Linked DNA regions of Mus musculus: region 2 is linked to region 1. The links are chromatin loops, found by intact Hi-C in ENCODE. Cell type or tissue: heart. All regions are shown on one strand. Each heading gives the region's core, and the rest is flanking DNA. Links, peaks and the distances in the headings are about the cores only. Region 1 overlaps Eefsec (eukaryotic elongation factor, selenocysteine-tRNA-specific). Region 2 overlaps Eefsec (eukaryotic elongation factor, selenocysteine-tRNA-specific).

The links. A loop is a pair of places that touch in the nucleus more often than their neighbours do. Peaks named below come from ENCODE experiments on the same cell type or tissue, not always from the same donor. Only the 100,000 strongest peaks of a DNase experiment are listed, where the experiment ranks them.
Region 2: it touches region 1 in a loop (1.9-fold over the local background); 3 of 42 quality-filtered maps call a loop at or near these places.

The regions. Positions count from the first base shown.
Region 1 is chr6:88,425,062-88,440,198 of GRCm38, reverse strand. All of the region lies in intron 1 of Eefsec (eukaryotic elongation factor, selenocysteine-tRNA-specific), which reads left to right. Among named protein-coding and RNA genes, the nearest start is that of Eefsec, 14 kb to the left of the region's middle. In heart, for the core only: a CTCF peak has its summit at 8,788 (motif pointing right); a DNase peak (open chromatin) is centred at 8,788.
Region 2 is chr6:88,362,273-88,378,350 of GRCm38, reverse strand. Eefsec (eukaryotic elongation factor, selenocysteine-tRNA-specific) reads left to right here. Exons shown (of 7, transcript NM_023060.3): 2 at 1,940-2,147. Among named protein-coding and RNA genes, the nearest start is that of Eefsec, 76 kb to the left of the region's middle. In heart, for the core only: no CTCF peak of the experiment used is centred there; a DNase peak (open chromatin) is centred at 7,830.

The sequences.
Region 1 (15,137 bases), core at 3,947-11,946:
CGGCACAACATCAGACACAGTCTTGAGTTTAAATTAATGCAGAATATTTGAGCAGGAACCAACAGGAAAGAAAAATGGAAGCAGGTAGTCATATTTCATTCCGTTGGGGTACATTTTTCTTCTCATGGGGCTTGCCCTTGAGAATAAAACATATCAAATGTTAAATCAAAGAATATTTTTGTAGTCATGCTAGGAATAGAAAATAATGCAAAGACTTTGCCTTCTTGAGGCAAATATTTTGCTGGAAGGTTATAATCAAAGTCAGAAGGAAATTGTAGCCACAGCTTTGGTAAAGCTGTGATCACTTAAAATTAATTGCTTTTAAGCTTTTTGCTGAACGTCTCCTGTCTGCATCTGAGTGAGTGTCTCTGGGTTTTCCTTCGGAACCACTTCATTCAGGCTAGGGTAAGATTTGGGCATGCGTTTCGGAAGATAACCTATCAATGAAGCCCCAGGACCTAGCCATTCTTGGTCATTCTTTTGTTCAGTGGAACCTCAGCCAGGCTGGGACTGAGCCTTTCATGATTCTCTGTTCCCTTCCCAGTAAGGGCTTTGGTAGCATGTAGAAGGTGATGCTGTCTCTAGCTCTGGCCTTCAGCTACCTTATAGTCCCAGTTCCAGGGAGAGTGGGATTTTGAAGGCAGCCTCACGATAGGGCTGGGAACCAGTCTGAACCGAGCAACACGTTGTCCTCTGCTGTTGGAAGGACCATACAGTACTGTATGGCTGGAAGCACCATGGGGTAGGGATGATGCTTGTGTCTTCTGTAGCTCTACCTGGCTGCCTCACAGAAAGTACATGATGGTTTTAAAAGCAGTTTAGTTCAGATAACGTGTAGTTCAGCATGCTTAGTGTTTTCCCATGTGTTTATGGAGTTGCATGGCTGTCCTCTACAAAGAGGCGTTGTGCTTGCTCACAGTCGGCTCTGCAGACCTGGGCAGCTGCCAGCCTCCTTCACAGCTCTGTAGATTTTAGACTCTGACAGAAATGGAATTATTTTGTGCCTGGCTTGGGTTTGGGACATGCTTTGTAGTTATTGTTTTGAGAAAGGGTCTCACTGGGTAGCCCACGCTGGCCTTGAACTTGTAGTGCTCCTGCTTCTGCCTCCCAGGGGCTGGCATTATGGCATTCCCAGTTTCAAGCATGCTTTTTAAAGTTAACCCATACTGTAGCATGTAACTATACTTCATCTCTTCAAAAATAAAATCTGTTTCTAATTGTGATAAAAAAGATACTTACTACCTTACTAAATCATCTAAGTTGCTTCTTTCTGTGCCATACCTAACCTTTGGGGACCCCTCTCCTAGGGACTTGTAGTAATAGAGGTTCAGATGGTGATGTCTTGGTGGGTTTGGGTCTTGTTGCTTAAAAAAAAAATTTTTTTTAAAGATTTATTTATTGTTATATGTAAGTACACTGTAGCTGTCTTCAGACACACCAGAAGAGGGCATCAGATTTCATTATGGATGGTTGTGAGCCACCATGTGATTCCTGGGATTTGAGCTCAGGACCTTCGGAAGAGAAGTCAGTGCTCTTAACCGCTGAGCCATCTCACCAGCCCCTTAAAAATTTTTTTAAAGGTTTATTTATTTAATATATGTGAATACACTGTTGCTGTATTCAGACACACCAGAAGAGGGCATCGGATCTTATTACAGATGGTCGTGATTACTGGGAATTGAACTCAGGACCTCTGGAAGAGCAATCAGTGCTCTTAACCACTGAGCTATCTCTCCAGTCCTTTTTGTTTATTTTTAAAAAATATTTATTTATTATTATTCATAAGTACACTGTAGCTGTCTTCAGACGCACCAGAAGAGGTTATCAGATTTCATTACGGGTGGTTGTAAGCCACCATGTGGTTGCTGGGATTTGAACTCAGGACCTTCGGAAGAGCAGTCAGTGCTCTTATCCGCTGAGCCATCTCACCAGCCCCTTTTTGTTTATTTTTAAGACAGATTCTCACTACATAGCTCTGACTGACCTGGAACTTACTATGTAGACCAGACTAGCCTTGAACTCACAGAGATCTGCCTTTCTCTGCCTCCCAAGTGCTAGGATTAAAGATGTATACCACTATGCCCAGTTGTCTTAGTGTTTTTAATCCATTCACTTTGGTTCTATGTGCATAGCTGTGCAGTGTTGTTTTGGATATGAAGCCAGATACAAACCTTGTGTATGTCTTCAAGGGTTTTGTGGTCAGGGGAGGCGGGAGGAGTGGAATGGGCAGTTAAGATACAAGATATAGTTAAGTTGTTAAGAGTCTTGATCAGGAGAACCTATATCATGTGATGTGATGTGTGAGTGTGTTGTGGCACAAGCAGGAAGGAGCCCCCTCCCAACCTCCCATGGGGACACAGAGCCAAGCCTAAACAGATGATCTGGAGATTTGCAGGCAGAATAGCCACAGGGAATAGCCTCAGCAAAGTGCTGGGGTGTGAGAGCAGGTGCATCTGGTGAGGAAGTGTGATGAGGTGCTAGGCCAGTCCAGGAAGACTTCTGGGAGGAGGGGATATCTTGTTGTAACTTTGTAGGGTAATTGAGAGCTTACTGACAAGATGGGGACAGTTCAGCTAGAGAACCCAGCTTGCAGACAAACAAGGCAGGACTAGAACATGGAGTCATGAAAGAGGGAGAGAGTAACAGGTCCAGTGGCTAGAGGTTGTCTGGGATAGAGTTTAGGAGCTGGGTGTACCTTGTGGGAGAGAGTGTGTTTTAACCAAGGGTCCTTGTAGTGGTTTCTACAGGCTCCCTTCGAGTTTGAAAAAGAGTTCAGGTCAAGCGGCTTTAAGGCCAAGTGTCCTGAATGTGCTCTTCCAACAGTAAGCAAGCAGACAGGCGGGAGGAATACAGAGCTCTGGAGTGCTGGTATGGAATGCCAAGCAAGGCCACAGAGCTTCTGCCTTTCAGAAGAGGGTAATTATATGTTTGGAGGACACATACTACCTTTTAGACACCATTCAAGACCCCAGATACTTACTGTATTCTCAAAGCCTGTGTCAGGGAGCCTCTGGTGGACCTAAGCAGCTTGCTGTAGGTCTCAGCTGGTGAGAGCTGCCTCAAGCTTCCCCTAGCCTAGTTCCTGGCTGTGCTTTGTCCAGGATTGCAGTCACGCCCTTATCCATGTCTATCCATGTCCATATAAGGAGAAAGCCATAGCTCCTGAAGAGCAGTTTCTAGACATGGCCCATGAGATGTCTGGTCCCAAGCACAGGTTCTCTCAGCATCCGTCCTTGCACCACTGTTCACCATTCTTTTTCTTTTTTTTTTTCTTTTTTTGGTTTTTCGAGACAGGTTTCTCTGTATAGCCCTGGCTGCCCTGGAGCTCACTCTGTAGACCAGGCTGGCCTCAAACTCAGAAATCCACCTGCCTCTGCCTCCCGAGTGCTGGGATTAAGGTGAGCGCCACCATTCACTGTTCACCATTCTTTCCTGGACCGGTTGAGCTTTGCTTTTTGTTAGTTGGGTCTTTCATTTCTTGTGCGGTGCAGTTAGGCTCCTGCTGCTTTGAAGTGGCCTCACTGGGTAGGAGGGAGGACTTAGCTAATGGGATGCTCCTCTTGGCAGCAGAAAAAACAACTTTGCTGTTGCGATCCGTTGACTTTCCTCCTTTTGCTGTCACCATATTGTGATGATGCTCTCTTTTCTTGAGGCCTTCAGGAAGACTAAAATGATTTCCTTTGTCTCTAACCTACTTCCTGAGGATATTTATTTGGCAGCACACACAGGTGCTACCTAAAGATAAACTTGACTTTTTTCTTTTAAAATCAGTGCGGGAAATGCACTAATGTTGCTCTGCTTAGTCGCAGAACCTGCCTGGCCTAGCCTTTGCTGTAGGTTTAAAGCCCAGGAGAGGTCAATGACTGCTGCCCTTGGCCATCTGACCTTGATATTAGAGCTAAAACTGCTCGTCTGCATTGCATTGTGACACTTGAAGACAGTCACTCTACTGTGGTCATTTTCAGGTGAGTCCTATTCCTTGCCCTTTTGACACAGGCACCAGAGGCCTAGTATATGTGTACTTCAGTATTTCCTATTTTGGAGTGATGGCTTAGGGCACGCTCGGGGATGGTCTGCAGAGCTTACCTCTAGAGGAGAAAGACTGGCCTAAGAAAGAAGGCTCTGTTTCTTTAACACTTCCGCCTGACATCTAGAGACTAGAAAAGCAGAGGCTGGCAGGGATTGGTGTCCAGCGGTGCTCCCTGTTGCCGATGCCCCTTTACTGCAGAGCTTGACAACCTGTTGTGAAGGACAGCCACATTTCCAACAGAACTTCCCGTTGAATATTGTTGAAAACTTACCAGTGTCGAAGAAAGGAGACATTTCAGCTAGAGACAAGTCAGACAAGGCAGGACCAGAGCATGAAGTTCACAAAAGAGGAAGTGAGTAACAGACTCAGTAAAGTTCTGATTGTGTAGCCCAGTGGTGTGGCTGTAAGCCTTGGAGCGTTTGTGTTAAGCTAGTGCTGCTGAGGCGTGGGGACACAAATTTTGCCTCAGTGCAGCTGACAGTGCAGCCCTGGATGAACTGAGAAATGGCTGGTTCTACATTCCTACAACGGACTAGGGTTGGTGTTCTCCTCTATGTGTGGTTTGGTGCTGGGGGCTGTTATCTTCCTGGGAAAGAGCTTGGGGCTCTCTGCCTTCCTTGGTATTCCAGACTTGCTCATTAGTTGGTCTGCACACCTGCCAAGCCCCTTCACCCTGTTTGCCTTCCTAGTGGTGCTTCAAAGAATGGGCTGTGAGATGACTCTCAGTCTTCCTTCTCCTTTTCCTCACAGGACTCACTTGCTGACCTTGTACCTCTAGAAGTCCCATCAGTACAACTGCTGCTTAGGATAGGCTTCACCTAGCTCTAGACGGGATGAACTCAGTTTCCCTTTACATAGCTTTGAGTCTGCAGCCAGAAACTCTTCCTAGGTACCTTCCATAGGTCCTTGCTTAAACTTTCAGTTACTGTCCGAAAGCCCAAGCCCCACATCATGACATAATGTGGTCCTTTCTGATAGATTTGCATTTTCTCCCACTGGGACTACGTGACACCCTTTGGATACTTCTGTGTAGACAGAATATGCTCTCTCAGGCTCTGCCTTCTGATAACAAGCGCTTCTTTTTGTTTTGTTTTGTTTTGTTTTGTTTTGTTTTGTTTTGTTTTGTTTTATGAGACAGGGTTTCTCTGTGTAGCCCTGGCTGTCCTGGAACTCACTCTGTAGACCAGGCTGACCTCGAACTCAGAAATCCTCCTGCCTCTGCCTCCCAAGTGCTGGGATTAAAGGAGTGCGCCACCACGCCCGACTAACAAGTGCTTTTTTGGGGAACCTCCTTGTCTCCCTCCCAGGCTGGACTAGGTAACTTCATTTATGATTTCCTGCATCCTGTGAATACTCAGGGATTGAATTTTTCCATCTCACTCATTTTGTATTTAGTGGGTAAACCTTCTGAGGGCTGGGTCTATTATCTTCTAACTTGGTCTCTAAGGAGATAGGATAGGACTTGGCCCAGTTTGAATAACTAATGCATATGTGTAGACACTCAGGAGCTATTGAATGAATGAATGAATGAATGATGGATGGATGGATGGATGGATGGATGGATGAAGAAGAGGTCATTTCCTACTGCTTGCACCAAGCAGTCCTACTCTTGTGATGCTTTAAGGGACTGCCCAAAGTTCAACAGTGGAAGAAGCCTGCCTCGAGGTTAGACAAGTTAATCTTTCAATGGAAATTCAATCCTCACTTTTCATTTTCAGGCCACTTTGCGTAGCAAAGTAGTTTAACTCATAGCAGATTTCTGCCATGCTGATGGTTAATTTCACGGCCCACAGAGGGTCAGCACACTAATGCCGAGAACACGGCGACCTCAGTGTGGCTCGCCGCACACAGCGAGGGCCCAGCACCCCTTGTCATTTTTTTTTTAAGAGAACCAGTATTCAAACATCCTTCAGCAGGCTGATTTTGAGTTAACAGGGGTGACCCTTTCAAGAACAGTTTTAAGAGCTATAGTGTAGATCCCTCCCAGGCTGTGTATTTTCCTTTCTCTCTGCAGTTCAAAAGGGCTGCGTCGTCTCAGGGTTTTGCCAGCAATCTTCAGCTTGACCCTGGTTGTTTAAATCTGCAGGAGGAAATTTGAACAAACTTGTACTTTGGTAATTCTTATGCCTTTGTGAACCTTTAACCTTAAGGTTTCTTTCGGAGCCACTGGCTGCATTGTCACCCTCTGTCCCTGCTGAGGCTTTCAAAGGGCATTGTCTAGTATGTCTGTTTTCACTTTGCTACTGGCCTTCTTTTGAGGAAGGGTATTAATTCAGACCTGATTCTGAGTCAGGAGGGGAACTTTTAAACTTGCCCCAGAGCTCATGGATGGGGAAATGAGCATAATGCAAGCCCATGGCTGATGCTGGTGAAGGAGAGAGAGGCCTCCAGCTGTCTGGTGGGCAGCCTCAGCTCTGTCACGTCCTGTCTGATACCATGGCCAAAAACCTGATTTGCTCTGATAAGCAAGCCTGCTGAATGTAAGATCCCGGAGTGCTAAGTTCTTAGGAACCTGGGAAGTCAGCAGTGATTATGGGGTTCAACTGATCACTATGAAAGACCACATACTGATGAATTTCCTGGGGTCAGCAAGACTCCTCAAGTCTGGGGGAGAGCTCTGGTGCTGCTCTGCCCTGTCGATGTTCAAGACTTGCTGATGCTTGTTCCATCCTGCCTCTCTCTCCTCCCCCAGTTAGCCAGTTCACCCTCCACTACTTGTTTGTTTTCTCTTGATGTGACTGTGATGGTACTAGCACAAAGTCCTTGTGGGCTTTGCTGCTGGTTTCATGAACATATGGTGATTGAGACCAGACCTTACTTGTCATGTGTCATTTGAAGCAGGCTTGCAGGCTGCAAAACCTCCTTGCCTGACTTCTTGGCTTTATTTCTTTCCTTGGGCTTCTTAATATCCTAAAGGTAGGGCTAGGTGACCTTATTCTGTAAGTTTGATGACACAGAAAGAGTTTCATCATCATGTTATCAAGTTCATTTAGCAGTCCCTAAGAGATCTGCATGCAAGGAAGGCAGAAGTTACCCTAGCCTCCCAGACAGGTGGGAGGCAGGTATTAGGAAGTAACAAAACCATAAAGATTGTGAGTTATGGTCAGTACCAAGGACAGTACAGGACTGTTGGCTTTGGGGTATCTCCCTTACACCTTCCTGAGGCAGTAGGATTGAAAGTAAATTCTGGAAAAGTGTGGGGCCTGTGACTGGTGAGTTGGGGATGGATACTACATGTCAGAGGAGCAGCGCCTGCAGTGGCTCTGAGGAGGGCAGGTTGGGCTGGTCTGTAATGGGGAGAGGGGGTGGTAGGCAGTCATGGCTATCTTTGGACAGATATGCACACTTGGATTCTGTTAGCCCTGGTTTTGCTGGAGGACAAGCAATGGTATATTGTGATCCATGGACACAGAGAGACATTCACACTAGCCCTCTACAGGTGGTTGGCCATACCAGGTTTTCTTTACTGGCTTTTATGTGTCCTTAGTCCTGCCGGTTTCTGTTACCAGGCCTCAGATTCATGTGGGTGTTTCCTGCCCTTTTCTTAAAATTTTAATGTTTTTATTGTAGTATTGGAGAATCGAATCTCAGGCCTCCTGTGTACTGGGAACACTCTGTACTACTTTCCTGTAGTAGAGCAATGGGCTGAGGTGGAAATAGGGTTGGCAGGCAATTCTGGCATGGCAGTAGTTAGCCAGTTCCACTGTTCTGTAGTGTGACCAGTGGTACACTGGCACACTGGCATCTCAGGCTCCAGTTACAGGGTGGGAAGATAGCAGTCCTGAGTGGACAGTAGAGATGTCAAGTAAGGCATCCATCCAGTCACGGAGCTGGCCATACTTTGCTAGTCTCCTTGAGCATACTGCCCTTGATGTTCCCACCACCCCTCCTGCAGGATGTCCTGGGTGAAAGATAACACACAGGGTCAGGAAGGGACAGATTTTGCCTTTTCAGGAGAACTGAGGTTGCTATGGTTTGGTCTCCAAGCTGTGCCCGTGAGGTGGAAGAGTGGGTGCTGACGTTCTGATGATCTGTTGTTTGGAACAGAACTGCAAACTGACTTCAGAGAAGCTTGTTCCCCTGAGCTTGCTGCTGAGCAGGAGTTACTGGCTTTAAATTAGCACAGGTGTCTTCTGCCCTTTTCTTAAGTTCTTTGTGTTATTTTTGTTGCCGTATTGGGAATTGAACCTAGGATCTGGCAAACGCCCCGCCTCTGAGCCACATCCCTAGTTCCCTTTCCTTAAAACAGGGGAATAGTAACTGACTTCAGAGCTCTCTTGAGATTCCAGCTTGGTCTCCAGGAAGTGATTGTGTCTGCTTTGGGGGAGTCACTAGAGCAACTGTAACCTGAGGGATTCTTTTCTCCTCTGGAACCTAATGGGTTTCCTTCCCTTGTGCAGACTTCTTAAGTAAATGGAAGTGCTACTTACTTATTATTGCAAGTTCATCAATCATTTCTCAAAGTTTTTTAAAGTGCATAATAAAAGTTCCCATGATAACCAGCAGCTTTTTGAAGAGTGAGTGTTTTCTAGGAACCATGAGAATCTATTGCATTAGGTCTGATTTCTCCAGTTGGAGCTTCCTTCTTCTTATCTCAAAATCTGCCTCAGAAGGCAATCTGGGGATGCACAGCAAACACTCTGGTAACAGATGTGTGTCATCCTTTTCCTGACAAGTCCCTAGGCTGGGAGACCCAGCTCTACTCAGTACGCCGCCATCCACTAGGTGTGGGTAGACACACCCTGTGCTGATTAGAGCTGTTGGTGCACAAGAGGGCAGTGTTTGCTTGCAGTCTCAGACGGGCGATCATGTGCTGGTTCACAGGTCAGCAGAGTTAGAATGACCTCAGATGTAGTCAAGACAAAATAAACTGTAAGTCAAGGTTGTGATGAGTTCTCATATATGCCTTTAAATACACAACTCCTTCAAAACTTTGCTGCTTGTTAGCCTTCTTTTTCCTAAAAAGAAAAATATTGTTTCTTTCAATGTTTATTTTTAATTTTTTTTTAAATCAATGAAAATATGGTTGCAAGTCTTGTACAACACTAGCAGAGGTTACACAGTGTCACAGAAGCAAAACACCGGCTTCCTAATTAAAAACCAGATGGGCAGATTTTTGTTTGGAGCAAGAGGTCAAATGTATTTTCTCCCCTTTTCACATCAATGTAAAGCTTATCTGCCTTAACTTTTGAAGCGTTTGAAGGTGTGTACGTCAGCAGTCCGCCCTGTTTCTTTTATTCTGCCTTCCCCCGTAAGGTGGCTCCCTGCATTCTGTAAGGTGGCTCCCTGCATTCTGTAAGGTGGCTCCCTGCATTCTGTAAGGTGGCTCCCTGCATTCTGTAAGGTGGCTCCCTGCATTCTGTAAGGTGGCTCCCCTGCATCCTGGTGTCCCGGGATTGATTGACTATGCCTTTTTTTTTTTTAAATAATGATTTTCCCGTTTTCAGTTCTTCCATGGTACTCTTCTGCTGAAACCTTTGGACCAGCAGGACACATGCTGGAATGCAGTTCTTGCCCCCACCAGATTTCAGCTGCTACAGAACTGGGAGCCCCTTCCTGTCCTCAGTCACCTCCTGATCTCAGGTGTTTTTAGGATGTTGGTGTCACTCACTGATGAAATGCTACAGATGGCAGCAGCTTGAGGAAACAAAAGGAGGAAAGGCATAGGATGGCCATAGCTTGTCTTGGCATCCCCATGGGAACCACCTGGGCTTTTGAGCTGCCCGTGCACCCCAGGTGGAGGCAGTTGTCTTGCATAGGACGACTGTATCAGGAGCATGCTCTTAAAGCTCATGCACAGAGCCGAGGCTTGACCAGCTTGAGTGTCAGGAGTAGTGGGTGCTATAAGACAGGAGGATAGAGACAAGGATAGCATTTTTGACTGGAGACAAGCCAGGTCTTCCCATATTGCTCATTTACTTGATGCCTTGATCATCTCACAACAAAGCATAGTGAGACCCAGATGCAAAGGGCTGTCCACCACTTCAGTCCCCTGACAGCAATCAAGGAGACAGGCAGTTCCAGGCTGAGCCCTGTATAGAATCAGACGTCTTCTTCTAGTCTTATGTAATCCAAAGGGAGTATGTCTGTAAGAGTGGTGCCACATAAGTAGTTGAGGAGGGATATGACATCCCCTGTGGTCTTTAATTGATCTATGACTTCTAGTTTAAATGTGAATGTCACAGCACTGAGTGCAGTGTTAGTGGGTGGCCACTCACAGGTTTTTCTGTGACCCACATGACTTCTAGTTAGGTCTGAGTCTAAAAGAAAGGTTTTGCTGCATCAGGTTTGTAAAAGAGGCTCACCAAACATTTTTTTCTAGGAACAGAATTTTTGAAAAATGCTGGAGCCTTTCGTTTACAAAAGAAGCTCATTTGTCAGGGATGAGAAGTTGTTTTTGTGTGGCTCTGGGTGGCTTCGTCCTTTCACTTCCATAGTAGGGCTAGCAATTAGGAATGAGACCCATGTTCTAGGTGGTCACTTCCAGCTAGGCTGTGTGTTTGTTCCGTCTCTGTCAGCTCAGAGGGAGCAAAATGAGTGAGACCCCTGTAACAAGCAATATGTGGGTGCACCAGAGACACATGCTGACAGAGATAGAGTGTATCTCTGAGAGAATGGTCTGGGTGCTGTTCTGTCTGGAATGTAGATAGAGTCATTGTTCTGACGAGTTCCCTTATAGTAGAGTTCCCTCCGTAAGCATTGCTTGTGGTGAAATTTTGAGACAGTTTTCTGTTTGGGTCTTGAGGTCAGTCGACTTTCTTGTGTTTGTCCCACTCCATAAGCTTTGCATGTTGTGCCTTAAGCATTGCATTCTGTTAGGAGGGTAGGGAAGACAGGTCTGCTTCTAGATCTTCATAGGGAGCTAAGAGGTGTATAGACAGTGAATTATATCAAATTATGCACATGAAGCCCAAAGACCTTAAGTGGGAATGTTGGGCAAGCCATCCTGTGATCACATAAATGAGCCTTCCCTAATCTTGCTTTCTTTACCAGATGAGGGGACATACCCTGAGTGTATGTGAGAGTTGCAGTAGCAACTGGGATACCAGTAAATGGATGCCGACCTCTCAGGCCCTGTGCCTGGGGGTTGGAGGCCTGCAGGGTTTAGCATCAGGATATAGCTGCCTTTTAGGGTCCTTGGGATGGTCAGGCATTCTTTCCCTCAGCACTGCTGGCACCAGGAAATAACATTTAATTTATGCAAGAATGATGTTTCAGAGAAGGAAATGAAATTCTTTTTTTTTTAAATTTTATTTTAAGATTTATTTATTTATTATATATCAGTTACACTGTAGCTGTCTTCAGACACTCCAGGAGATGGAGTCAGATATTGTTACGGATGGTTGTGAGCCACCATGTGGTTGCTGGGAATTGAACTCAGGACCTTTGGAAGAGCAGTCGGTGCTCTTAACCGCTGAGCCATTACTCCAGCCCTAGGAAATGAAATTCTTATTTTTTAAGGTGAGGAAGAGGAAGGGGGAATACTTCCCTGCTTTCCCTGGTGATGGAACAGGATGGAGAACACATCTGCTTTTTCCCATCTGAGGTTGGCATCCACTCTTTTTCTCCTCTCCTTTTCCTCTCTCTCTCATCTCCTGCATCTCCCCTGCTTACCCTTTCCTCCCTCTTTTCCTGCTGCCCTATAGAGACCCTGCTTTTGTCTAAGCTAGTCCCAGGGAACTCAGTGTCATAGTTTGGAGATTCCCTGATGCTGGGGTGTTTTGTGTGGTCTTGTATCTCCTTTCCAGCATATATCGTGGCTTTCAAGGGCCATACCAGGTGCTTGCCCTGTTCTGCCTTGGCTTGTGCAAAGTGCTGCATGTTGCTTTTGGAGTGTGGTTGTACAGTTCCTTGTGGAGTAGCCAGGACAGTGCATGGTTACAGGATGATGTCAGGGTCGCTGAGCTTTGGGGGAGGCTGGATGTGGATGGGCTTTACCTCTGGGTAAAGTAGGCCTGGGCTTCTGGGCCAGGTGGAGGCTCTCTGGAAGAATTGATCAAATTCAAAGTTGCTTGCCATTTAATGAGTCCCAGGTATATGAGCTCTGCCAGCCCAACACATGCAGGCTCTGGAAAGCCCGAAGGAAAAGACATGGTCCTGTTTGGAGAAACGCCTTCTGCAGAGGGAAGCTTGCCAGGTCTTTCAGGAGGGAGGGAAACTGTATCAGTTGGGAGCTCCTGGTGGGACACACAGTTTAGCCTTGGCACTGACCCAGGTCTGTGCCCTTCCTTGCTCTGCTCTTGCTGTGCTTACTTAACAGAGTTAAGCTCTCAACCTCAGTTTTCTTGTCTTCAAAATGGGAGAATAATTACGTGTGTGTGTGTGTGTGTGTGTGTGTGTGTGTGTGTGTGTGTAGAATCCCACAAGTGAAGCTGTACATAGAGCTTATCTGAATCAGTAAATTTATGACAGGTATAATTTGGTTTTAAAATCCTATCAGAGTATACATATAAAAATAAATCTTGTCAGAAACTCTCCTTGTCCTTTGGTGGGAGGCATACTAGATAAGCAGCGTTTGATGCCATGTATAATATACACAGGCTTGTCTCTGTCTGAGACTAAATTAACATACTTCACCAGTGTGGTGGAGTTTAGAGGAAGGCCGTGGTGGTGAAAGGTGAGGTAACAGAAGGACGGAGAGACACATGGACTGTTGGTGTGTGAAAAGCAGTGCTTGGTCTCTGGAGAGGCCAATCTGCAGGGATCCATGACCTGTGTTGTTTGGAAGCCTATAGGCTCTGGTCATGGAAATGTGTGATGCAAGGAACAGAGTCTTTCTTAAAAAACATCTGACACCAAGGAAGAGATTCCACAGAACAGCACAGAGAAACATAAAGGCAGCTGGTGGAGTTGACAGGCTTGAGGCCAAGAGCCAGGGAAATGGAATTTGAGTCCTGGTTTCAGTGTTTGTTGTATGATCTGAAGTCGATTACTAACTTCTTTGGACTTCAACTTCCGTCTTCAAAATCAAAGAACCATTTTGAGGATGAGAAGACATATATCTAGTATACAGTATTCGGGGAGTAAACATAATTGCAGCCCCTGCTGCTCTTTTCATTACTATGATAAGACTTTCCAGCCTCCTGGGACTGCCCATCGCCAGCTATAAGCATGGAAGTCTTTCTCCAAAACCCTGTAAGTTTTTTCCTGTAGTATAAATGAGTGCACTGAACCATGGGTCATTCTTATAGACAGACTTATAAATGAATTTATATGAACAAATTTTGGAAATCTATTTTTCTCTTGATTTGCTATTTTAAAACCAGGTTTTTAGAAGCCCTTAATAGCTTAATATATAAGAGCCTAAAGTAGGCCAGTGTCTGTAAGTCTGGTGAGGGTGAGGGTTTCATAAAGCTTTGGGATATTTTTCTAAAACACTGCTTCAATTAGGGAATGTCCCCTCCTCCAGGTTGCTGTTGATTTGGGGGACGTACTCATGTCCAGATGCACCAAATATAAAAGATGAATTTTAAAGCTTTTAACTATCACAAAGCATCAAATCTTTATGGGGGTTTTAAAGGTCTTGATGACTTTCAGTTGCCCACATTTGCATGTCTGTGAAGGTTTTTGACAATGAGGATGGTAAGGAACGGTTTAGGGATGGCAGGAGCTCCTATCAGTTCATCAGCTTCTGGAGAACCTCCCACGCGCTTCACTCTTGCAATCTGCCACTTGCTTAAACAGGGCAGAAAGTCAGTGGGTTTAAAGTGTCTTTACAATTAGAAAGGCATATTTTTTTGTCAATTTGTCTTACAAGACAGATATATATATACATTTAGGTTTCATGGAGAGCTAAAGTGTGAAAGGGCAGCACAGACTGCGAGCTAGTGTGTACACACTCATACAGGAGAAACTGAGCAAAATGCAGTGCAGCCACTGACGCTGCTCCAACGAAGTCCTGGAGTCCAGACTCATGGGCCGGTCTTCCCCACGAAGGTTTTATCATTTTGGAGGCATGGCTTTTTAAATCATCTCAAAGCATTTGTCTTTTTGGAGGAGATTTAAAATATACAAGTCATTTTATTTCCCCACAATGAATGACACTTTTCCTGAAAAGACTCCCATCGCACAAAGTGAAACTGGAAGTTTTTGGGATGAGTAGCCTGGACCCTGGTGCTGAGAACTGCAGTTTTACCTCCCTAGCAATCCACACCAGCCTGGAATTCCTAGACGACAGCCAAATTTCCTGCTATGTGTTTAGCTCCAAACTTGGTATATGGTGAAGTTTCTAAATGAAATTTCTTTGTGGAAACAAAGAATGGGTAGAAGGTAAAATCCAAGGACAAAATGGCATGTGTAGATCCTTGGTTCAGAAATTCATGTCGAATCTCTATAGTTCTAACAGAATTCAGATGGACTTTTTTCCTTGGGCTGTCAAAACCTTGCTGTTGTACAGCAGACCCATGACTCCTCTCTGCTTGTAACGGCATTATCATTCACCAGTCCCTCTTGGTACTGTACGTGTTATTGTATCCTGGTAGTTCTGTCGTACACGCTTTGGATATTTGGTTGTGTGATTATTGTGGTGTGCAGCTGAGCAGGGAAGCTAGGATTTTACATACATTTCTAGGCGTTTTTGCTGGAACACAGGCAAGTAAGATGCTTGTTTTTACATGCTAGATAGGGTGGGAGTCACAGCTTTAATTTTTAAGTGTCCTTTTGAAATAAAAGTCCAATACTGTTTTAGTTTCTGGAATGATGCAGATTGTACTGAAGCTGTGTCTCCTCCCAAGGTGGACAAAATATGTTCTGTGTGCAGAAATGTGAGCTGCTGCCTGCATCAGGAGGAAGGGAGAGAGGAAGCTGTTTGTAAAACTACTTAAAATAAATTTGAGGGGTCAAACATGGAGCACGGTCACTAAAGGGAAAGGAAAAAATGCCTTGGGTCAGTTGCACTGGAATAGCACAGGCATTCACACTGGCTACAGGGCTGTGTGCTTCTTGCTAATAAGATACAATTGGAGTAGATAATATTTGAATATCTATGGCTAGATCTCACTGCCTCTGTATCAGGGAAATTTACCTAAAGGGCCATGTTTTAAAAGTTTGGGTTCAGGGGAACAGATGTCATGTGGAAGAGTGATGGCAGGCTGTTTTCCTCCTTGTG
Region 2 (16,078 bases), core at 3,983-11,982, 62 kb after region 1:
AACCTCAGTAACAATAGATGTGTTGCAAGTGTGTCCTATGTGTTTATGAACTTGGCTGGATCAAAGATTATATGCATTTTCTTTTCTTTTCATTTTATTATATATATATTAGTGTTTTGCCTGCATGCATGTCTGTACACTATGAATAAAATACCCTTGAAGTCCAGAAGGGGACATCAGATCCCATGGAACTTGAGTTAGAAGACAGTTGTGAGCCACCACTTGGTTGCTGGGACTCAAACCTTGGTCCGCAGCAAGAACAGATAGTATTATTAACTGCTGGGTAATCTCTCCAGCTCCAATTACATATATTTTGGTACTTGTCTCCAGGATGTTTTCATATCAGTTTAAAGGTCTCTGGCACTGTGGATCAGTTATGTATGTTTAGTAAGTTCTTCTGGATGTTCTAAAGTTCTTAGGGATGGATTGTGGAAAGCCAGTCTGAGGCAGTGTCCCTAGATAACAACTGACTAGAATTGGGATGGAGATGGTTACCAGAGGCAAGTTGGTATCCATTGCATAGTGGGGCCTTTTGCTTCCATTCTGTGAAAAGGGTTGTGGTAATATGTTCTGTTCATAGAAATGGGAGAGGCAGTGTCTCTCACACAGCAGTAGAGGGATCTGGAACACTGCTTACCAACCAGTGAATTAATCAAGGACATGTCTCATTTGATGCTGCTGTGTACACCTGTACTTCCAGCTGTATTGTATTCTTACCTGACCATGCAAGATAGAAGAGGAGGCTGGCAAAAGAGGACATCTTGGCCATGTCAGGCCTGCCTACAGTCAAACACACTGCTGTTCCTTGGGGCCAGGGCTTTAGCTAGTACTAAGTAGGAGTCCTCTGAGAGCAGCAGGCCAATTACTTTAGCTGTTCTCTTTAGTGCCAGGCAGCCATGTGACCTTGAGCATGTACTGGTGTGTTTTGCACCTGAAACAGTATAATGAAGATTAAGCATTGCTGGTGTGGTAACCAGGGACAGAAGACCTTTTCCTTTCCTGGCACCCTTCTGCCCCAGCAGTAGGTGGGGCTGATCATCAGACTCACTTTCAGAGCAAGCTTCTTCAGACTTGCTAGAGATCATAGTGTGGTCCTGAAAAGTCCCTATGAGGAGGTCTTGTAAACTGAGGATATAATTACCATCATTTCAGAGAGGGATGTGTCTCTTTTCTTGCTTTCTCTAACTTACACCTTTTCTCTTTCTTCTAAATTATTGAAAATGCCTCCAACTTACCTTATAGCATGCATGGTCACTCTGCTTCAAAACATAGTAGCTGGCACTCTCCTATCACTGACACCTCTGTCATATGAGCACCTCCTATTGTCCAGCTCAGACATGCTGTAAGTATATACACAGCCAGCCGTGCATATAGCACTTCTGGGTGATCCAACCTTCTAGAAAGAACAGAAGTGCCATAACCGGGGTGTAGGACCAAAGGTAATGATGGTGAGCATCAGGCTGTGAAGCAATTGTAGGCAACCCAATACTGTGGGGAAAAGCACTCTGAATGACCCTCTTATCCCTCTATACATTGATGGGGGCCCTGTACTTTTAAGCCTTGCTGTCTTTCTCAGTAAGGGCAGGTAGCTAGGTATTGGAGTCTTTCCTGCTCAACATCCCTCTTGTTGAGTGAAATGAAAATGAGAGCAGTGGTCCAACAGGGAGGTGGAGAGCTCTTGAGCCAGGCATTCCTTATCCAAACTCAGCCCTGCTGTGTACAGCCATGGGGTCCTGAGAAGGCCTTCAGCTTCCTTGCCACTCCTGATGCTCATTTGGTTGGATGAGGTTATGCCAGGTATAACTTGGACTGGCCAGGAAGTATCAGCCATTCCTCCCCATCTACCCACTATTGCAGTGCTTTTCTGGGACTAGGATGGTGGCTTCCTATGAGTCTCACTAGCCAACTCTTCTCCTAACCTTACCTTTTATTGCCCCAGGTGCCCAGATCATTGATTTGATGATGCTCGTGATTGATGTGACCAAGGGAATGCAGACACAGTCCGCAGAGTGCCTTGTGATTGGCCAGATCGCCTGCCAGAAGCTGGTTGTGGTGCTGAACAAAATAGACCTGTTAGCAGAAGGGAAGAGACAGGCAGCGATTGACAAAATGACCAAGAAAATGCAGAAGACTCTTGAGAACACCAAGTAGGTTTGCTAATGAGAGCTCATGTGTAAGGTCTGGGCAGGCAGGTCAGCCTCCCATCCTGGTAAGTGGAGTATGCCTATTCACACAGCTGCTGCTGCACTAAGCAAGACTAACATGCTTTTAAGATCCCAGAAAGCACTGCAGCATAAGGAAATGGGGTGCCCTTACTTGTGGGAGAAGCACAGGTGGAGGCTGGCCTCCTCTGGTGAGCAGTCTTAAACCTGTCATTTCTGAGCTCTGGGAAATGTTCCTATGTATGTACTAAGAGCCAGTTACAAGGCTATACTTTAGACCTCAGATGTGCGCCCAGCTTTCTAGCTCTTGGAACCGAGGGCATGGGTCCCATGCTGTGTTGCTCCATGAGAACTCAGGCCTCAGTGCTAGAGCCTGGGGATCATGTTCTCCAACTACCTGCTTTGTGATGCCTCCATTGTCAACTAGGACAAAAATCGAAGAGTCTTGTCAGCTCTGCTGGCAGCCAGTCGGGGGCTGGGGGTGGGAGAGATATCATGTAAACTGAGGATATAATTACCATTCATTTCAGAGAGGGATGTGTTTCTTTTCTTGCTTTCTCTAACTTACACCTTTTCTCTTTCTTCTAAATTATTGAAAATGCCTCCAACTTCCCTTACAGCGTGCATGGTCACTCTGTAACCATCACTGGCTACAGGGGAAAAGCAAGCCTGGTTGGCAGAATCAGGCCCATGAGAAAAAGAGGAGGTGGGCCAATGGTTGTGGGGTTTTCCAAGGGAATAAAAGGCTGTGTGTGGTTGAGGGTCAAGTAAGAGGGAGGAGATAAGACTGTAAGAAGGTATAGAAAACCTCAGTTGCCTCTTTGCAGTTGGGGTAGCAAAGTATCAGAGCTATGGGCAACATTAGGAAGTAAGAGTTAGAGGCCACAGGGCTCAAGGGGCCACAGAATTCTGATGTGGCCAAGAAAATGAGTTAGTCACTTTGCTGAGCACACAGAGCTGGCGTGCCTTGTTGTTTGATGTCTCTCTCTCTCTCTCTCTCTCTCTCTCCCTCCCTCCCTCCCTCTCTCTGGCCACTCCTTTCGGTCAGTTCTGAAGATCTGTCACTGGGAGACAGGGCTTGCTCCTCTGTGCTATGCTGCCTGAGACAATATCTTCTTCCTGTGCCTCTCCTTCTCCAGCCTGTGGAGGGCAAGCAAGTGGAGAATGTTTTTGTTTCCCTGTCATAAAGATTGATATGCCTTCCCATTTATGATTTTTTTCCTATCCAACACCTGCAGCTCTCTCTCAGAATGCTCAAGTTGGTTAAATTAAAGCTTCAGCCCTGTGAATGGGCCATATATGTCATAAAAGATTTCCTTGCTCTGCCTTTTGTTAGCAAAATTCATCAATCTGATAAAATCGACACATTTAGATAAGTGTTGCATAAGAATTCAGACTTCGTTATTCCTAACGGAAGTGGATATGAGACTGTAAAAAGGAAGATAAAAATTATATCTTCTTTTTAGAGAGTTATTGATCTTCCTACCATTTGATTTACTTGTCAGAAAGGGGCGAGCACATTTTTGGAGACTCGCGTAAACCCCAACAGCGCCAGCTCACTTGCTTCATGGATAGGGACTTTAGGAGTCCAAGGGCACTTCTAAAACACTTGCAGCTCTGACCAATCACAGGGAGGGGAGAGTGCTCCTTGTTTTTAAGTCATCTTTCCTATTTTAATGTATTGGCTGGAGGCCAAATTATGAACTTTACCACACTGAAAGAGGAAATTGTCCTCAGAGAGGTATCTGAGCCCTTTCTCTCCTCCCATACCCAGCGGCCCGGCAGCAGAGGGCAGGGCTGTTGCTTGTGGGTGGCGTCCTGGGGCCCTGTGCCCAGACTGAGTATTAAGAGCTCTGCTGCATCATTTTCAGTGTCGATTCCTTCCGTTTGCTGTCCTTGTTAACTAAATTCGAGGAACAAAAATGTGGAATGGTGGACCCCAACATAGTCAAAACCTGAAAAATGTTTAAGACAAACTTATTTTTCTCTACTTGAAGTTTCAATTTTAATAGAAGATATTGAAAATAGAGAAAAGTAGTTAAAAGGCAGGACTACCTAATGATTTTTTAAAAAAAAATAGCAGCTGCTGACCTTCGAGCTTGTGATCTCCTATCTTTTTAGATGTATAGCACTTCTCTAATACTCATTGATCCCAGCACTTTGGAGGCCGAGGCAGGGGATTTAGAGTTTGAGTTCAGCTGGGATCACAGGTATGTGATACCTGTACTCTTCCAAGTTCTTTTGTTTTGTTGTTTTTTTTTTTTTTTTTCTAAGTTGTGGCAGAATACACTTGACTACTGTTTTACCATCTATAGGTGAATAATCCGATGAGTTGATGCATTCAGCATGCGTACATCCACCCAGACCTTTCTATAATCCTTGTCAACTTCTCCCGGGTGGTAACTCTCCTGTCCCCTGCACAGTCTCTTCTGTTTTCTGTCTTCATGTTTTGCCTGACCCGTAGTCATGTATGGGTTTCATAGAGCATTTGAGTTTTGTCTGTGTTACAGCTTTATCAGAATACTGTTGCCAAGACTTAGCCTGCTTTGTTATATTTGTGCCATGTGTTTATCTCCGTCTCCCCCCTTTTCCCCCCCGCCATTGATGGGCTGTGGGCTACTCTCAGCTGTTGGAATGATGAACTGCTTATGAACTCTGATTTCAGTCCTTCTGGAGCTATGTACCCTAGTACTAGGAGTTGGGGCAGGCTTGTTCGGGAGTCTGTATCTATCCTTTCTGAGGCACTTCTGAAATGCCCCCATAGTAGCTATACCATTCACACTCCCAGCAGCCATATGTGAGGGCTCTGGGGTGTTCATAGTCTCTCAACACTTGCTGTTTTGTGATAAAATGCCAGAACAAAGGCACCTTATGGAAGGAAGAATTTATTTTGGCTTACTGTTCCAGAAGGATAAGAGGAATCCATCATGTCAGGGAGGCCTGGCGGCAGAGGTAGGAAGTTGAGAGCTCATGTCCTCAAATGCAGGAGCTGGAAGCAGAAAGTGTGAACAGAAGGGGCACAAGGCATTGATTCTCAAAGCCAAGCCCAGTGATGTGCTTCCTCCAGCATGGTTGTACTATCTAAGCCTTGCCAGACTGTGCCATCAACTAGGGACCAACAAAGCAAAATATCTAAGCCTATGGGGGAAATTCTCATTCAATCCACTGCAACTCTAGTCCATTCATGTAGATTCCTCGTATGGGAGTTCCTCACCTCTTTAACAGCTAGCTTTGAGGTGTGTTTCAGAGTCAGGAAACAGAATCCCCATAGCTCTGACCCTTTTTGAAACTGTTCTGGCTGGCTGAAACTTGTACACTTCTGTATGAATTAAAGGATCTGCTTTTCCTTGCCTCTGAAAAGGCTGCTAAAGTTTTCATAGGGATCTGAAGGTAACACTGGCGCATTTGATTCCTGTGATAGTTTGTATATTCTTGGGCCAGGGAGTGACACCATCTGGAGGTGTGCCCTTGTTGGAATAGGTGTGACCTGGTTGGAATGGGTATGTCACTGTGGGTGTGGGCTTAAGATCCTCACCCTAGTTGCTTAGAAGTCAGTCTTCCATTAGCAGCCTTTGGATGAAGATGTAGAACTCTCAGCTCTGCCTGTGCCATGCCTGCCTGGATACTGCCATGCTCCCACCTTGATGATAATGGACTGAACCTCTGAACCTGTAAGCCAGCCCCAATGAAATGTTGTTTTTTATAAGACTTGCCTTGGTCATTGTGTCTGTTCACAGCAGTAAAACCCTAACTAAGACAATTCCTAAACAGTATTCTCTCCCAATCCACAAACACTGAATGTCTCCCCATCTGTCTAGATCAGTGGTCCTCAATCTGTGGGTTGTGACCCCTTAGGAGGGGGCCCAATGACCCTTTCATAGGGGTCATATCAGGTGTGTGCAGATCAGCTATATTTACATTATGATAACAGTAGCAAAATTATAGTCTGAAATAGCAACAAAATAACTTTATGGTGAGGGATCAGCACTAAATGAGGAACTCCATTGAAGAGCCACACCACTAGGATGCTTGAGAACCACTAGTCTAGAGCTTTGATTTCTTTCCTCAGTGTTTCATAACTTTTATTGTTCAGGTCCCTCTCGGAGCTGGATTTATCACTGTTTAATTTTGCAGAGGTTTTTGCAAATGTAGACACTTTTAGTTTCACTTGGGTTGTTATCTCTAAAATATGAAAACAACTCATTTTTGTGTGTCAATGTTATATGAATTCAATTCCTTTAAAATAACAATTGTAATCATGCCTCTTTTTTGTTTGTTTTTTTCTCTTTCTTTTTCTCTTTCTTCAGTTTTTTGAGACAGGGTTTCTCTGTCTAGCCCTGGCTGTCCTGGAACTCACTCAGTAGACCAGGCTGACCTCGAACTCAGAAATCCACCCGCCTCTGCCTCCCAAGTGCTGGGATTAAAGGCGTGTGCCATCACTGCCCAGCATGTTTGTTTGTTTGTTGGTTGGTTGGTTGGTTGGTTGGTTTTTCAAGACGGGATTTCTCTGTGTAACCCCAGCTGTCCTGGAACTCACTCTGTAGATAGAGCAGGCCAACCACCACACCTGGCTGTCATGGCATATTTTTAATGTTGGTTTCTGTGTTTATTACTGTTTTACCTAGCAGGTTCTTAAGTAACTAGCACTCTGTTCTCACCCTGTAGACGGGGCTCAGTTTTTCTTTTTGTACCCAGGTGAACCTGAACTGAGCATTGACTTTATCTCTGCAGTTATTCCCTTGTGGTAGACTCTCAGCTGTGAGAGCATGGAAGCAAAAGCCACGAACGCTTAAGCCCTTTGTGAACATTTGAACATTTTCCATATTACACGGGTCTCTGCAGCCGCGTTTGGCTATGTGTATAAGATGGATCTGAGACTTAGGATGGAGGTAGTGTTTCACTCTGGTTTTAGTCTGCAGGTGACTACTGAGGGAGTTAACAGTAAGCAGTTGGACGTCTGTGATTTTCACATGTGTGCCTTGTCTCTTCACCTCTTGGCATTTTAACCTTTCCTTTTGCTTTTCAGGAGTGTTGATGTCAGTGAGGACCTTGCTAACCCTTTGCCCATCACACTTGCTGCAAACGAGGCTGCAGCATTTGTTCTAACCATTTCAGTTGCTTTTGTTTCAGCATCTCAAGTTTCTAATTTTCGTGTAGTCAAACTCTTTGATTGTTTTTCTTCGTGATTTCTTTATCTTTGAAAGCATTTAAAATTACTCTTGCATAAACATTTATCAATGTTAACAGAAATCAGAATAGAAGATAAAAATATACTCACAATCTCCCCAGTGCAGCAAATTAAAATGCTTCCTCGGAGGATCCCTGTCAGTCTCTTCCACATGGACATAATTGGAGGTGGTTGTTATCACCACAGTGACACTGTTCGGTGTTCTGGGCTTTTCTGTTTATTTTCCCATAAGTGTTATCATCTGACAGCACACTTGATGCATCTTTCTTCCAGATTCCTGGTTCTTTCTTCTCTTAAAATACTTTTCTCTTTCTTTTACAGCCAGCGTAGAGCCCTGCTTTTCCCAGGCTCCCCTGGTCTTGACAACCTCCCTGGACCTGGCCTTACTCTCAGTCTCTAGGGATTCATTTATGACTCTGTGTACTCTGCAGGCCTGCATCACACTGGTGCTGTGGCCAATTGCCACATGCTCTTGGGAAATACTTCCTCCCTGAGGTACTGTTGCTTTGTGAATCGGGAGCTGGTGAGTTTAGCCTCATAGCCTTTCGAGGAGAAACGCTTGGCAGCCTGCGTGTAGCAAATTCTAAGCAGGGAAAACTGTAATGAGGAGGCTTGGCACTACGCCAGGGATTCCCACACACAGATCATTAAGTTAGCTGGATCATACAGTTACCCCAGAGGTCAGTTTTGCAACTTGCTTGACTGCTGAGAAAACAAGACTTGATAAATGATGGCCATTTTGGAAGTCCACTATTCCAAACTTAAAATTTTCACTCTGTTTGCTTAGATTTCTTTAACATGACTTATAAATTCATATATATATATATATATAATATAATATGTGTATATGTGTTGTTATCTAGGACCGCATGCTGGTGGAAGTCAGTCTGGGTGCACAGTTGGTGTGTCTGGACCACTGAGCACTATGATATATCTGTGTGGGTAGACTGGAGGAGATGGCAGTGGGTCAGGAGATGTGCTTGAATGCTTCTGGTGTCAGCCATGATTTCATTACAGGGCTGAGGGCTGCTATCAGGTTAGAGCCCTTCTTTTGGAACCTCACAGCAGCCTAGGGATTCCTGGACAGCGTTCCTCTTTGTGCCAAGAGCCAGGGTGGCTCATGTGCCGCAGGCCTAGAAAGTAGTACAACTGTCTCAGTGTGGTGAAAATGGTCAGGCACCCAGCAGTGTGTTGCCCAGAAGGGTTTGGATAAAAACCACTGAATTTCCAGATAGTTTACAGTAAATCCTTGGAGCCCTCTGCATGATATATACATACACACATGTACACACACACACACACACACACACACACACACACACACACACACAGAACGAGAGACACAGAGAGAGACACAGAGAGAGAGAAGAGAGAGAGAGAGAAGAGAGAAGAGGAGAGAGAGAGAAGAGAGAAGAGGAGAGAGAGAGAGAAGAGAGAAGAGAGAGAGAGAGAGAGAGAGAGAGAGAGAGAGAGAGAAAACACACTCGGCCCTAGACCTGAGGCTGGAAGCAGAGTCAGAGTAGGTATGCTGCTGGGTTCTAGTTCCAGAGCTTTGTCACCTATAACAGAACTTCCTTACCCTGTTTCCTGTGTAGAAGGTGCTGGACTCTGGCTCCTGAAGGGCTGATGGTACACTAGGCCTCTGGTAGCCCTGGCCGGTTCCTAGTTTTTTATTGTAGGGACCCAAGCCCTGCTCCTAGGCATTGGGATTCTTTGCTGAGCATGTGCCTAGTTCTGTGTATAGAGCAGGGCTGGGGTATTTACTTTTATTTTGCTTTTTGATTTTATGTATTAGCTAGGGAGAGGCCTGCAGGTGCAAGAGCCCAAGAAGGCAGGGACTCTCTTGAGGACATGAAGGACATATGTAGGAATAGGTTTTGGTGATGTGTCAAGAAGCAGGGATCAGAAGAAAGCATCTATTTCTATTAGTGTCACATAGAGGTAGAAACTCTGGCAAGGGCTCTAGCCCCTTGCTTGCCCATGGCTCCAGGAATCCTTGGGTTCAGTTGTGTGCCATTTGTACAGCCTGGTACAAGTGAGATTTCATCAAAACCTGATAGGGGGAGAATCAGGTGTGGGAGGAGACAGGGGAGAAGTACAGAGGATTGGGAAATTGAATGGTGGTGTATAGCAGTGGGGTATGGGGAACTGTGGGGGTGGGGGGAGAGGAGGGGAGGGTAAGCCACTAGAAAGTCCCAGATGCCAGGGAAGCAAGAGGTTTATTCCTAGGCCCCAACAGGGATGACATTAGCTGAAATACCCAACACAGGGAAGACAGAAGCTATAGAGACCATACCCAGGGGATAGGCACAGCCGCCATTTGAGGGATGGGGCCACCCACCCATTTCAAAAATTTTTAACTCAGAATTGTTCCTGTCTAAAGAAAATACAGGGACTAAGAGTGGAGCAGAGACTGAAGGAAAATGTATCCAGAGACTGTCCCACCTAGGGATCCATCCCATCTTCAGACACCAAACCCAGACACTATTGCTGATGCCAAGAATTGCTTGCTAACAGGAGCCTTGTATAGTGGTCCCCCAAGAGGGTCTGCCAGAGCCTGACCAATACAGATGCAGATGTTCGCAGACAACCATTGGACTGAGCACGGGGACCCCAAGAGAAGAGTTAAGGGAAGAACTGAAGGAGCTGAAGGGGATTGTAACCCCATAGGAAGAACAACAATATCAACTAACTGGACCCCACCCCCACCCCCAGAGCTCCCAGGGACTAAACCACTAACCAAAGATTACACATGTGGGGACCCCATGGCTCCAGCTGCAGCTATAGCAGAAGAATGCCTTATCTAGCATCAATGGGAGGGGAGGCCCTTGGTCCTTTGGAGGCTTGATGCCCCAGTGTAGGGGGATGCTAAGGTGGTGAGATGGGAGTAGGTGTGTGGGTGGAGGAGCATTCTCATAGAGGCAGTGCAGATGGGAGATGGCATAGGGGGCTTACAGAGGGAAACCAGGAAAGGAGAACAACATTTGAAATGTAAACAAATAAAATAACCATTAAAAAAAAAGAAAAAGAAAACTAAGCATAAGCTATGGGAATAGCAGACACTGGGTTCTTTGGAAATCGCTGGATAAGAGGGTATTTTAGTGAGAGGACTTTTCCTTACAGAGAAGCAAAATCTAGGCTGTAAGAAGACCTGCAGAGGTCTTGAGAAGAGTTCAGCAGATGAAGGTTGGGTGAGGGACAGACTTGGTCAAAGGGACTTGAAAAGGCTCGACATGGGCAGTGGGGTCTAGTGGTACTGAGTTCTTCCCAGGGCTCATCCCTTCAGTGACCTCTTCTTGGGCACCTACCAGGATAGTGGGAGTAATGGCAGTGGCCAAGAATCTTGAGAAAAGAAAAGACACGTGACTTGGAGTGTGTGACTCACTGTAGTGCAGGCAGGTTGATGTGGCACAGCTGCCATGGTGTTGGAGAACACTAAACTGGGTTGTCTCTACATCTTTCTTACCTGTTTCAAGGAAACACCTCAGCTCAGTCCTGCCATGTCTTTATAGCATCCCTAAGTTTAGCCAGGCTCTGTGCCTTCAGTGGGAAACAGTATCTAGCTAGACACTAATAGCTTTGTTTTGTTTTTCTTGTGTTTATTTTTGTAGCTTCAAAAGTAGACGTTTTTTGGTCCCCCAGAGACTGGGCTTTCATTAGTTAATTTTAAAAAGTCTGTTAGAGCAGTTAACAATTTTTAAAATGACACATTCATACCTTAAGCATAATATTTTCACTGAAAACACTTGCATTCATGTTCACCTAATAGAATTAGTGTCTAAGTGACAGAAGACTAAGCACATTCATACGCCCCAGCCCTCTTCTTCCTCTGTGGTGCTTTGCTGGCATCTGTCCCGCCTGTCTAGGGTGTCTTTGCTGTGTGAGCACATCTGTATTTGGAATTTGGGGCATCTCCTCTTTATGGTCTGATTTTGAAATATGTATGCTTCCTGCTTTGTGTGTAATTTCAGTTTTCCCCAAATGGTCACTCCCATTGTCTTGGATTCCTTGGATGAAGTGATGTGTGGGTAGGGTATGGAGGAGATGACAGGTCTTTGTGGTGCACTTGGGTACCAAGAACTATTCTGGTAGGGGCTTTCCATTCCCTCTGTCATGACCCCACAAGGTGGATGTCACTTCTCCAGACCACTTTGATGGAAGGAAATCTTAAAGCTGGACTGGCTTCAGTAGCTTGTTCTAGGTCACACAGCTAGTGAATGATGAGAAGTGTTTCAAAGCCAGCTCTGGGTTAGAGTGGTCAACCTAAGTTGTATGGCCAGATTAAGAAGAGTAACTAAAAGCCAGGCGTGGTGGCGCACGCCTTTAATCCCAGCACTCAGGAGGCAGAGGCAGGCGGATTTCTGAGTTCAAGACCAGCCTGGTCTACAAAATGAGTTCCAGGACAGCCAGGGCTATAGAGAGAAACCCTGTCTCAACCCCCCCCCCCCAAAAAAAAGAGTAACTAAGCCTGAGCTAGTATGTGCAGTTCTCAATATAATTGTTGTATGATAATTGTTGGGAGCCTGATTAATTTTTTTATTTTGGAAGGGCTAATGTAATTTTCTGATTGTATCATGAGAAAAGTCTCATTTTGTGTTATCAAATTTCAACATATAAATAATTTTAAAGACACAGACTATATGTTGTTAAATATAACAAGTAAAAGTCTTCTAGGAATCATTAATAAAGTTTTGAGTTATAATTTTAAAAGCCAGTTACATGATAGGTGTAATTGTAACATCCAATATTCTGGCCATTTTCTATCATTTTAAATTACAACAGAAACACCTGCATATCAATGTTCATGGAACAATATTTACAATTACCTGAGTTATGGGATCAGCCTAGGTATCTGTCAACAGAGGATTAGATAAAATAGGTGTGGCCTATGTATGCCCAATGGAGTTCTGTTCAGACATAATGAAATTATGTCATTTGCAGGGAAATAAATGCAACCAGAAACCATCAAAATTTAATCAGAGTCAAAAATACATGGCATGTATTTTCCTCCCATTTTTCTATCCTAGATATCATATAGACACATAAAACCATATATGGATATGTGAGATATGGAAGTAGAAATGAAACTATCTGTGAGAAAGAATAGCAATAACAAAAAGGGGAGTGGCTGGTAAGTATGTCCACTTTCATGGTACACATGAAGAAAATGTCTGTGCATCCTATTGCTGTGTACCTTAGATAGCCTTACCTTTCAACTTGATACAACCTGGAGTCATCTGAGAGGAGAAGCCTCTAAGTTGAGGAACTGTCTAGATTTGGTTGCTTGGTGAGCATGTCTGTGAGTAATTGTCTTGATTCGTTTTGTGTTTTAAATTATGTAGGATTGTGCTCATGAATAGACATTAGATTCTCCTGGAATTGAAGCTTTGAGCTGCCTGATATAGGTGTTAGGAATTGAACTCTGGTCCTCTGTAAGGGCAATGTTTTTACTCTTTATGGCTGGGCCATTCCCTCAGCCTTCATGCTAATTATTGTAGGAAGGTCCAACCCACTGTGGGTGGCACTATCCCTAGGCAGATGGTCCTTAAGTGTATCAGAAAGCTAGCTAGGCATGCGCTTAGGAGCTAAAGTGAGCCAGCAAGTAGCATTTCTTCATAGTGTCTGCTTCTACTTACTGCACTGAGTTTCTGCCCTGATGTCCATCAGTGAAGGACTATGGTCTGGAAGTGAAAGGCAGATATAACTTTTATCCTTTTAAGTTGCTTTTTGTTAGATTATTTTAACATAGCAACAGAAAGGAAACTGGAACACTATGTAAAATAAATACATACTGTTACAATTTTATTAGAAAACAAGAACAAATTATAGACATTAATTGCTGAATCCTTAATGACTGTCAGACACAAAGGCAAAACCATGATTGTTCTAGAACCTTTCATTCATTTCTTAGATAATATAGAACTCACAAGACGTGCTGGGTACCTGATGAGATGTTTTCATTGCAGTACTTCATTCAGGGCTTGAAGTAATTGTATCAGAGATTCTACTATCATCTTAATGAGGAAACTGAGGCACAAGGGTAAACGGACACTCAGAGTGTCATGGGGAGGAAATTGAGGAGCCAGGAAGTACTTAGAGCTCAGTGCTCTGGTCTTAGAAGCCTCACTGCAGAGCCTTGTGTTGATGCTGATTGTCCTTACAAGGACACTAATTCCTCTGCTACTTGCCATCACTTGTTCTTCAAAACCGGACTAGACAGTGGAACCCGGTGACACTCTGGTAGCCTTTGCCACATACAGAACTGTGAGTCCTTTGTCTGTTCCTTCTCCTTCTTCCTCAGGGAGATTTGTGAGCTCTCAGCTGCTGGTGCTGCGGTCATGGATTCTATTGTCTGAAACCATAAGCCTAATTAAACATTTTCCTTTATAAGCTGGCATGATCATGGTATTCTGTCCCAGTGCTGAAAGTAACTAAGGCACACGTGGACATGTATTCATTTCCTCTTTCCATTCCTGTGGGCATGTATAGTAGAATTCCTCAGCTACATGTCACTTCTGTGTTCTTTTTAATTTTCTGAAGCGTATTTGTTGATTAGATATATGATCTGTGTTGACAGGCTTCCTATACTTTAAATATGACATCCTCCTGGTCTCCATGGCTGGGACCAGCTCCATGCACTACTGCTCTCACATATGAGATGGTTTCTTCCCAAGCTGGGGAAATGCCCTCATCAACGGCCAAGGCTGTTTTCTGCCTAGTTGTAGATTTTGAGTTAACGGTTGGAGTTTGTTCAGCTTCTTAAATGTGCAGGTTAATATTTTCATCAAATTTGGGAAGGAACAGACCATGATTTTGTCATCCATGATGCTTCCATTCATTCTTCTTGCTTCATAAACCACCATTGTACTTAAGTTGCTTTGCCTGAGACACAGCTTTGCCACTGCAACTGGGTTCTCTCCTTCCTTTTCCCCAGATGGATCGATCTCAGTTGTCAGCTCTCTATTCTGCATGTCCAGATCCCCTCCTGACCTTCACTACTGACTGAAGTTTTCATTTCAGTTCTTGCATTTCCAAACTATGGATTTTTAAAAAAATTTCTGTTGTGTTAACTTACCTAGGGTGATAAAAAAACAAGCATCTACTTACCCCAGATAGGGAACTGATGACAGACCAAAGTCCACCTTAGCACGTTGCTGAATTTATTAGGGCTACATAACTCCAAGAGCATGGGCAGTGTTAAGGAGGCTGTACCACTAAACTCCCACACCCCCTGAGTGACCTGCTGCTGACAGCTGGGAGCCTGGGGCTCTCTGGGACTTGCAGGCAGCCCCACAGCTTTGGCTCTCTCTCCTTAGCAAGCATAAGGCTTACTTAACCTAGGGAAGGAAGGGCCCTGTGAATCTGATTTCAGAGACTTCCTGACACTTGCCATTGTTTCCTTCCTAACTCCTAAGGAACCTGTCTACTTTAGAACTTCCTGAGTCTTAATGAGCATCACAGAAGAATAAGTGTTTCAATTTGGAGGAAATTGTCACAGTATATCTGTGTGTGTGTGTGTGTGTGTGTGTGTGTGTGTGTGTGTGTGTATTTTGAGACAGGGTCTCTATGTAACTCTGGCCATTCTGAAGCACTCTCCATAGCCTAGGCTAGCCTCAAACCTATAGAGATCTGCACCAACTGTTACACTCTCTCTTGTGGTGGAGGATTGTCAAGTTGTTTAGACTTGGTTCATTTATTTGAACACACTGGGTGGGGGGGAGGGAACCTGCTATCAAGTCTGGGAGAGCTTCCTGGGGACAGTTTTTTATTAATTCTTTCTTATATGTGGACTCTTCTCTTGCTTCTTTGCAGTTGTGATGGGTAATGTTGGTTGTCAGCTTGATGGATTGATTGATTGATTGATAAGTGCTTAGAAGGCTAACATAACACATTTCTGGGTATGACTGTGATGGTGTTTTCAGAGAGGATGAACTAAGGGGTAAGACCCCTCTGAATATTGGCAGCCATACCATAGGTGAGGGGCCAAATGTAATAAATGAAAAAATCATGGGCATTCTCTCTCTCTCTCTCTCTCTCTCTCTCTCTCTCTCTCTCTCTCTCTCTCTCCCTCTCTCTCTCCCTCTCTCCCTCTCTCCCCTCTCTCCCCTCTCTCCCCTCTCTCCTCCCCTCTCCCCTCTCCTCTCCCCTCCCCTCTCCCCTCTCCCCCTCCCCCTTCCCTCCCCCTCTCCCTCTCTCTCTTTGTGGTGCTCCTGGCTATCATGAGGTGAGTTGTTCTGCTCCAACATGCCCCTCCCCTTTGTAATAGACTCTGAAACACCAAACCAGAATAAGCCTTTTCTCTATTAAGTTGTATTATATCATAGCAACACACGTGCGCACGCACGCGTACACACACACACACACACACACACACACACACACACAGACACACAAAAATCAAAAAACTCTGAACTATGCCTGTATAATAAATTTGGTTTGGTTTGGTTTTTTGAAACATGGTTTCTCTATGCAGCACTGAGTGTCCCGGAAATCACCCTATACCAAGTCAACTTGTCCTGGAACTCAGAGAGATCTGCCTGCCTCTGCCTCCTGAGTGTTGGGATTAAAGGCTTGTACTGTGGTCTCTGTGCCTGGCTGTAAAATAAATTTTTAATGAATCCTAGGCATTTATAATAGCATAATGAAGTAGTATTAGAAGTTACATAAACCCTCACTATACTTTGTTAATAGTTTGATGACTTTTCTGGGCAGATTGTGGAAAGTCGTT